Linked DNA regions of Homo sapiens: region 1 is linked to region 2. A link is an interaction called in ENCODE POLR2A ChIA-PET data of the cell type or tissue named here. Cell type or tissue: GM12878. All regions are shown on one strand. Region 1 has its middle 25 kb from the start of LINC02865. Region 2 overlaps WAKMAR2 (wound and keratinocyte migration associated lncRNA 2).

Region 1 (5,000 bases), 82 kb after region 2:
CAAATGTTTATAGAAGTTGTATTCATCATAATTGCCAAAATTTTGAGGCACCCAAAATGTCCTTCAATAGTGAATGGATAAACAAAATGTGGTATATCCATATAATGAAATATTATTTAATGCTAAGACTAAATGAACTACCAAGTCACAAAGACTTGGAAGAAGCTCAAGTGCATACTGCTAAGTGAAAGAAGCCAATTTGAAAAGACTACATGCTATATGATTCCAACTAAATGACATTCTGGAAAAGGCAAAACTATGGAGACAGTAAAAAGATTAGTAGTTGCCAAGGATTTGGGGGGAGGAAGGGAGGGAAGAATATGAGAAGCTCAAAGGATTTTAGGGACAAGAAACTACTTTTTATGATACTATAATGGTGGAGACATGACATTATAAATTTGTCACAACCCATAGAATTTACAACACAAACAGTGAACTCTAATGTAAACTACGGACTTTAGTTAATAATAATATATCAGTATTGGTTCATCTATTGTAGTATATATACCACAGTAATGCAAGATGTCAGTGATAGAAAAACTGAGGGGTGGATGAGGAGTCATATGAGAACTTGCTATGCAATTTTTCTGTAAACCTGAAACTGCACTAAAAATTAAAGTCTATTAATTTAAAATGTTAATGTGCATGAAGCATCTGGTACACAAGTAACCCTCAATGAATAATAGCTGTAATTATTTAATCTCTGTCTTCCCAGGGAGTGTGTCCATCATACAGTAACTTCTGTAGTCAGCTAAGGGGGCCCATTATGTCAGGGTTTCTCATTCTTGGCATTATTGACATTTTGGGCCAGATATTTTTTGGTTGGGGGAGTTGTCCTGAGCATTGTAGGATGTTTAGCAATATCTCTGATTTCTCCAGACTAGAAAATGCCCACTCCCCATCCCCACCCACTCCCATCTCCATTCTGTGACAACCAAAAAAGTCTCCAGACATTGTAAAATGCACCTAGGGGGAGCAAAACCACCCCCACCATGAGAATTACTGCATTATGTGCTTTTGAAGAAAAGCAAAAGGGCCCCAAAGATCTTAAAATATGTACCTCTGTCACATTAGACCAGAGTTTCTAAACTCAAAATGGGAAATGTATGCCACTAGAAATAAGTTATGTCTGCTGGGATTCTTCATTATGTGATTTTGGCCTTGGGCCTTGAGACCAAAATAGGCTGGGCATATATCCTGGTTTGGCATTATTTGAAAGCCAGAAATCCGATCAATCGCTGCTTTTCTGTCCTTTTCTTTTCTTCATTTTCTTTTATTTTCTTTCTTTCTTCCTTTTTCTTTTTCTCTTTCTTCTTTCTTTCTTTCTTTCTTTCTTTCTTTCTTTCTTTCTTTCTGTCTGTTTGCCTGTCTCTGCTTTTCAAAGTTTCTGTTCAAACTGATCCAAATAAAACTAAAACCATATGGCCAGAGTGGGGGTATGATGCCCATCTATTTTCCCTCATTCCTTTTGAAATAAGCACAGGAGCCAAGCATGACAAATCCCTTTGCAGGAAGATCATTTTTAGCCTGGTTGTTTTGTGTTGTGTTGTTTGAATAATTGCTTAGAACATTTTGATACTTCATGGCATTTTCCTCCCAAGAAAAAAGTTTTCAGATTAGTAATATTTTTCTTCACTAATCTCAGTCTTAGCCACTAAACCGCAACCAAAGGGTCTAGAATAAAGAAAAAGACCCTGTTATTTGTTATTTTTTAAGCGAAAAGGGGATTTTGTGTATATGTCTTAATTGGGCTGGATACCCTGCGACTATCTTATTGAAGTTTGAAAGCTGGGAGTTTCCAGGATATGTGCTAAACTTGATTTGCCTGTGTGTGTTTTTGTTAGGTACCAGCCAAAATATTTTATTTATTTGTTTATTTATGTAAAGAATGAGGGATTTCTGCTTAGGCCTCCGTCCAGGGGAATTCATGGTTCAATAAAGACTAACAGCCCCAGCAAGGTTACAGCTTTCACCAGTTCGTTTCTCCCTGGGTTCTTTATCAAAAGGAAACAGACCTTCTGAGAATGAACTTCCAGTGGATCATTCCTTTTTTTATCAAAACATCTTAGCAGAGCTAAAAGATAGTCTAGCTGGTTTGGGAGGCAGAAAAATAAGGATAGGCTAAGGGTGAAAAAGATAAGCTTAGTGGGACTTATCCTCAGAAAAGACCTGGATTTCTGTGCTGTCATGCAGGCCCACCCCTAACACTGCAGAGCTTCCGTGGGGCTTGAAGAGCATTGCTTGTTGAATGGATGTCTAGGTTTATGGGTTATATACCAGGCCCGCACTGGGCAGCAAATTCCAAGCAACAAAGGCAACCATGTGTTCATCAATAGAGTTCTGTTTTTTTGAGTGTTTGTGAAACACTGGACTCTCTAAAGTGCAGTGCCTAGATGACTCTGACACTAAAAAAATACATACCATCAGTAACCTAAATCACCAAAGGCCTCCTGCTCAGAGATGTCTATGAAGGTGGCAAATACCCAATGCTGGCAGAGCATCAGATTCACCTGGGGAGCTTTTCGATGCTACAGACATTCAACTTCTCCAGTTCCTCTTCATCAGATCTCTAGGGGTAGGGGCTCAAGCATAAAAATCAGTGTGAGGTTGGAAGCCAAGGTTACAGAGGCTACTTGAAAGCAGTAGTTACAGAAGGCCACCCAACCGTGTGTTCTATTTGGACACCTGTGAGTGACAGAAGCGCATGTCATGTGCTGCCCTTGGTGGGACACCACGCAGACAACAAACGGGACCTTTCTTCTCTAGTTCTTTTTGGATGGTCAATTGTCCCAAACTTTCCAACTCATTCATCTTGTTACTCTCTATAAAACTCTGAGCACAGTCAGCCTCCCATTTGTGCTTAATCAATTAACCAATTAAGGCAGTAGATACTAATACCTTATTTCATTCTCCAGGTCCCTAGCTCAGCCTTCTCCTTCAGAACCTAAATAAATATTCAAAGAAGTAACACATGTTTGAGATTTCTGAGGGATCTCAAATAACCTATAGGGAAAAAAGTTTTCATAATGACTCATATAAAAGCTGGGGGGCCCAGTCTGAAGGTGAGCTTTTCAAGAGCAGTTGAGGACATTCAGGAATTAAAAGGTCCTTCTATGTAAACAAACATTTTATGTGAAGAAAAGTTTAAAATCGCATTGTAGAGGACCCACTTACTACTGAATTAGAGAAATGACATATTAAGCAAGGCATCTTTGACCTAGACTAGGAAAGAATTAAAGGTGCCATCTAGGGCTGACAGCAGAGCCAGAGGCATAGCTTCTTAAAACGTGTAACTCTCAGCTCCGCTGCAATGCATTCTGGCCTCTTGGGTTCATATCTCATCCCCATGGACAATTTCTTGATGCTATCATGTAGAACACATGGGGTTCTAGGATTCATTACTGGGCAAACTCTACCTCTGGCAGAGTCCAGTCAACAGGGCCTATGCAAGTGAGCATCTGAGGGGGCTCAACTGCAAAATTTAATTGTAAAAATCATCTCAAAGGTCAAACTGTAGTCAAATGGGTAAGTTGTGGCTCTGCCACTAAATAACCCTGGGTGACTTTGAGTGAATAAATTAATTAATTAATTCATTCATTCATTTATGTACTTATAAAGTAGCTGTTACGTGCCAGAAGTGTGTCAATCACTGGGGATATAGCAGTAATCAAAACAGAGAACCCCAAGCCCATGCCTGCTAGGGAAAGAGATGTTAAACAAAACACCAAAATACATGTAGAAATACAACTTAAGATAAGAATTGAGAAGGAGTGGTGTAACACGGGGGTCCCTCCTTTAGACTGAAGGGTCAGGGAGGACCTGTCGAAGTAATTAAACTGAAACTTAAAGGATGATTAGGAATTAGACAAAATGGTATGGGAAGAGGGCTTCAGACATTAATAACAGCAGGTGTGTGGGCTGGTGTTCGAGGGAAAGAGTGTTTAGAGAAGTGGGCATGGGAGTTACAAATATGGTACTTGCCCCATAATGATGAAAATGATGGCCCAAGGGATGCAAACCAGACATGAAGGGAAATGAAAGAGGGAGGTGCTGAAAAAGAAAAAAAGCGAGTGAGTACATTGGTGGTCTGACCAAGGCTGCTGAGATTGGAGAACGGTTTCAGCGAGGGACCTCAAGCCTGTGCACTTTCTCATTGGAGAAGTTCTTATTTGAAGTAGCAGTAGCAGTGATGTCCAGCGGGTGGCAGCTGGAGTGGATGGCTGAGGTAGAGTGTAGAAAACATGTATTGGCAATGAGGGGGTCCCAGGAAAGAGCCCATTCAATGGGCTCTATGTTGAATATGCCCCTGAATATTCACATTTCTAAGAAGAATGAAGACTGGTCCAGGTGCTAAAGTTTTTAATGAATGACAGGAAGTGACCAGGAGGCTTGCAGACAATCTCCTCTCTTCCCTGGGAGACCCCTCCGATTTTTGCTATAGGCAATAACAATATTCAGTTTTCTTAACTCTTTCAACGTGATGAAAAACACACTAGGCTTAAAATCAGAAGACCTAGGTTCAAGTTCTGGCCTGGTGACCCTCTCGATGTGCCCCTTTTTTTTGGACATGTCACTCTGAGCCTTTAGGTCTGGGTTTCCTCATCTGTGATTTATATAAATGACTCTCGAAGGGTGGTGGGAAGTGGGACGGGGAAGACATGCCTCCTTAGGGAAGTCCACCAGAATTTCGAGGGCAGTGGTTTTCAACCCACCTTGCACATGAGAATCACCTGGGGAACTTAAAAAAATTATAAGCCACCCATGAGATTCTGAATTTGGCCTGGGTTGGCCAGGTTTTGGAATTTTTTGAAAGGTCCCCCAGTGATTCTGATGGGCAGCTTGGGAACCACTGCTCAAGGGAAACATAGGTCATTTGAGATGATCTCCAACTTACACCACTAGAATATAAGCCTCGTTTTTCTGTTTTGTTCACAGAAATTACCTGAGTGCCCAGACTAGCTGACACAGCGTAGGCATTCAACAAATTGTGTTTGCATTTT
Region 2 (5,000 bases):
GTACAGACACTAACAAGAGATAATCCCCGTCCGTAAATAAATTACAGTTAATTGGAAAAATAGACACATAAGCAAATAACTATACATTATGCTCCAAAGTAACTATTATATTAAGATTTGTATATAAGATGTTATGAGAACATAGAAAAGCATATCCTGATTATGGAGAAGGGCGACCTTTAGGGAGGAGATGAAGGAGATGACAATTTTTTCACAGTTATCTCTTGCTAAGGTAATTTTTAATTGCATAAATTAATATAATAACATTATTAAGGGAACATTTTTTCACCACTTTGCACATTGACAGTTTTCCTTTTTCCATGTTTCCATTCAAACTTTGTCCATAAGTATGTGTATATATACATGTGTGTTAGAAAGTTTAAATCATAATATCTGTAATTATGTTTCAAAAGCTTGCATACATTTGGCTATTTGAAAACCAAAATATAGCTTCCTATAAAAATAAAATTATTAAAGGTTGTTAGGTTTCCCCAAACCTAAGCCTATTTAATACACAACACTCTATTGCTATACTATTGTAGTTGTACAGTGAGAGAGTAATTGTATTGTAATCAGAAAAATATATTGGGTTTCTAATGAATTTCTCTAATAAGAAGGAAAACAATAAAATGATTTGAAAAGATTTTTTTTTGTATTCCAGATGTTCTTCCTTGAGGTACGAATTAGTAGATAGCCATGGCTAGGTAAAGGAAGGATGTCAACCAGATGCTAGTGGATGGGCAGTTCTGTTTCCCTTTGATAGAATTCTAGTTAGGGGATGTGGGCCTCTGAACTTCAGAGCTAGTGGCAGAGAGTAGCATGCACAGCTCATTTTCTAATTTGGAGAGGAAGATTGTCTCTGGAATGGGGGAAAGATGAGCACATATGGATCTAGGTCGTCCTCTGGCTGACTGGGAAATCAGCATCCTGAAAATGTACAGCATGTATACAGCAGAGTGGGAAGAGAAAAAGAAAAGCAAGTGATCAGGTTCACACTGCAGATGGTTGCCTGCTCTGTTTGCATGGGAATTCAACACCCAGAACAGGAAAAAGTAAGGTGACTGACTGCCAGAAGTCCTCCATACGTTGGACCTGGGCCCTGGACCCTGGAATCTATGGATGTTGGGAAACAGGAACCCTAATAGCAAATTGGCTAGACACAAATCATCATTGCTGTGGTTGTTTCCAGACATCTGAAGAACAGCTTACATCGAGGCCTCATTTCAGTGAGTTAAGTCTATCTTAAGAAACTCAAGTCGTGCTATGGAATAGTTGTAAATTAATGTTTCCAATTCAGGGTACATCTATAGATATGTATTTTGAGCTCAATTTTTTTAAAAACCAGAAGCAGATGACCTCTGGTACACTTTATTTTTTATTATCTTATTTTATTTTCCCATAAGTTATTGGGGTACAGTGGATATTTGGTTACATGAGTAAGTTCTTTAGTGTGATTTGTGAGATTTTGGTGCACCCATTACCCAAGCAGTAAACACTGCACCATATTTTATCCCTCGCCTGTCTCCCACTGTTCCCCTCAAGTCCCCAAAGTCCATTGTATCATTCTTATGTCTTTGCATCTTCATAGCTTAGCTCCCACATATCAGTGAGAACATACAATGTTTGGTTTTCCATTCTTGAGTTACTTTACTTGGAATAATAGTCTCTAATCTCACCCAGGTCACTGCAAATGCTGTTAATTCATTCCTTTTTATGGCTGAGTAGTATTCCATTGTATATATATATACCACAGTTTCTTTATCCACTCATTGACTGATGGGCGTTTGGGTTGGTTCCACAATTTTGCAACTGTGAATTGTGCGGCCATAAACATGTGTGTGCAAGTATCTTTTTTGAATAATGACTTATTTTCCTCTGGGTAGAGACCCAGTAGTGGGATTGCTGGATCAAATGGTAGTTCTACTTTTACTTCTTAAGTTTTATTTACGAACTTAAATTTATTCATAAGGAATTTCCACACTGTTTTCCATAATGGCTATACTAGTTTACATTCCCACCAGCAGTGTAGAAGTGTTCCTTGATCACTGCATCCACGCCAACACCTACTGTTTTTTGATTTTTTGATTATGGCCATTCTTGCAGGAGTAAGGTGATATCACGTTGTGGTTTTGATTTGCATTTCCCTGATCATTAGTGATGTTGAGCATGTTTTCATATGTTTCTGGGCCATTTGTATATCTTCTTTTGAGAATTGTCTGTTCATGTCCTTAGCCCACTTTTTGATAGGCTTGTTTGGTTTTCTCTTGCAGATTTGTTTGACTTTGTTGTGGTTTCTGGATATTAGTCCTTTGTCAGAGGTATAGATTGTGAAGATTTTCTCCCACTCTGCGGGTTGTCTGTTTATTCTGCTGATTGTTCCTTTTGTAGTGCAAAGGCTCTTTACTTTAATTAGGTCCCAGCTATTTATCTTTGTTTTTATTGTATTTGCTTTTGGGTTCTTGGTCATGAAACCCGTGCCTAAGCCAATGTCTAGAAGGGTTTTTCTAATGTTATCTTCTAGAATTTTTATAGTTTCAGGTCTTAGGTTTAAGTTCTTAATCCATCTCAAGTTGATTTTTGTGTAAGTTGAGAAATGAGGATCCAGTTTCATTCTCCTACATGTGGCCACATAGCCAATTATCCCAGCACTATTTGTTGCAAAGGGTGTCCTTTCCCCACTTTATGTTTTTGTTTGCTTCGTCAAAGATCAGTTGGTTGTAAGTATTTGGGTTTACTTCTGGGTTCTCTATTCCATTCCATTGGTCTATGTGCCTATTTTTATACCGGTACCACACTGTTTTGGTGACTGTGGCCTTATAGTATAGTTTGAAATCAGGTAGTGTGATGCCTTCAGGTTTGTTCTTTTTGCTTAGTCTTGTTTGGCTATGCAGGCTTTTTTTTGGTTCCATACGAATTTTAGAACTCTTTTTTCTAACTGTGAAGAATGATGGTGGTATTTTGATGGGGATTGCATTGAATTTGTAGAATGATTTTGGCGGTATGGTCATTTTCCCAATATTGATTCTACACATCCGTGAGCATGGGATGTGTTTCCATTTGTTGATGTCGTCTATGATTTCTTTCAGCAGTGTTTTGTAGTTTTCCTTGTAGAGGTCTTTCGACTCCTTTGTTAGATATATTCACGAGTAATTTTTTTAGGCAGTTATTGTAAAAGGGGTTTTTTATTTGATTCTCCACTTGGTAGCTGTTGGTGTATAGAAGAGCTACTGATATGTGTACATTAATCTTGTATCCGGAAACTTTGGTGAATTATTTTATCAGTTCTAGGAGCTTTCTGGAGGAGTCCTTAGGGTTTTCAAGGCAAACAATCATATCATCAGCAAACAGAGAGAGTTTGACTTCCTCTTTACCATTTGGATTCCCTTTATTTCTTTCTCTTGCCTGATTGTTCTGGCTAGGATTTCCAGTACTATTTTGAAGAGGAGTAGTGAGAGTGAGCATCCTTGTCTTGTTCCAGATCTCACGGGGGATGTTTTCAACTTTTCCCCATTCAATATTATGTTGGCTGTGGGTTTGTCATAGATGGCTTTTATTATATTAAGATATGTCCCGTGTATGCCGATTTTGTTGAGGGTTTTAATCATAAAGGGAGGCTGGATTTTGTTGAATGCTTTCTCTGCACCTACTGAGATGATCATGTGATTTTTGTTTTTAATTCTGTTTATGTGGTGTATCACATTTATTGACCTGTGTATGTTAAACCATCCCTGCATCCTTGGTATGAAACCCCCTTGATCATGGTGGATTATCTTTTTGATATGTTGTTGGATTCTGTTAGCTGGTATTTTGTTAAGGATTTTAGCATTTATTTCTATTTTAGCATCTATTTTAACATCTGTTAGCATCTATGTTCATCAAGGATATCAGTCTGTATTTTTCTTTTTTGTTTGTGTCCTTTCCTGGTTTTGGTATTAGGGTGACACAAGTTCATAGAATTAACTGGGAAGAGTTCCTTCTTTATCTTGTGGAATCGTTTCAAAAGGATTGGTACCAATTCTTTGAATGTTTGGTAGAATTCTGCTATGAATCTGTCTGGTCATGGACTTTTTATTGTTGGTGATTTTTTAATTACCATTTCAATCTGGCTGCTTATTATTGGTCTGTTCAGGATATCTAATGCTTCCTGACTTAAGCTAAGGGATTGTATTTTCCCAGGAATTTATCCATCTCTTCTAGGTTTTCTAGCTTACGTGCATAAAGGTGTTCCTAGTAGCCTTGAATGATCTTTTGTATTTCAGTGGTGTCAGTTGTAGTATCTCCTGTTTCATTTCTTAGTGAGGTTATTTGGATTGTCTCTCTTCTTTTCTTTGTTAATCTTGCTAATGGTCTATCAATATTATGTATCTTTTCAAAGAGACAGCTTTTTGTTTCAGTTATCTTTTATATATTTTTGTTTGCTTGTTTCTATTTCATTTAGTTTTGCTCTGATCTTGATTACTTCCTTTTTTCTACTGGGTTTGGATGTGGTTTGTTCTTGTTTCTGTAGTTCCTTGAGGTGTGATCTTAGGTTGTCTGTTTGTGCTCTTTCAGACTCTTTGATGTAGGTGTTTATGGCTATGAACATTCCTCTTAACACCGCCTTAGCTGTATCCCAGAGGTTTTGATAGGTTTTGTCATTATTGTCATTCAGATCAAGGAATTTTTTAATTTCCATCTTGATTTCATTTTTGACCCAATGTTCATTCAGGAGCAGGTTATTTAATTTCAATGTATTTGCATGGTTTTGAAGGTTCCTTTTGGAGTTGACTTCTAGTCTTATTCCACTGTGGTCTGAGAGAGTGTTTGATATAATTTGAATTTTCTTAAATTTATTGAGCTCCTTTTATGGCCTGTCATATGGTCTGTCTTGGAGAAAATTCCATGCACTGCTGAATACAATGTGTATTCTGTGGTTGTTGGATGAAGTGTTCTGTATACATCTGCTAAGTCCATTTGTTCCAAGGTATAGTTTAAATCCACTGTTTCTTTGTTGACTTTCT

The links. Peaks named below come from ENCODE experiments on the same cell type or tissue, not always from the same donor. Only the 100,000 strongest peaks of a DNase experiment are listed, where the experiment ranks them.
Region 1: POLR2A ChIA-PET joins it to region 2 with 5 read pairs; 2 of 35 experiments call an interaction of 5 or more read pairs at or near these places.

What each region holds. Positions count from the first base shown.
Region 1 is chr6:137,917,914-137,922,913 of GRCh38, forward strand. No RefSeq gene overlaps it. Among named protein-coding and RNA genes, the nearest start is that of LINC02865, 25 kb to the right of the region's middle. In GM12878, a CTCF peak has its summit at 4,199 (motif pointing right); no DNase peak of the experiment used is centred here; H3K27ac peaks cover 3,552 bases.
Region 2 is chr6:137,835,931-137,840,930 of GRCh38, forward strand. The region is part of intron 3 of WAKMAR2 (wound and keratinocyte migration associated lncRNA 2); the gene reads right to left. Among named protein-coding and RNA genes, the nearest start is that of TNFAIP3, 29 kb to the right of the region's middle. In GM12878, no CTCF peak of the experiment used is centred here; no DNase peak of the experiment used is centred here.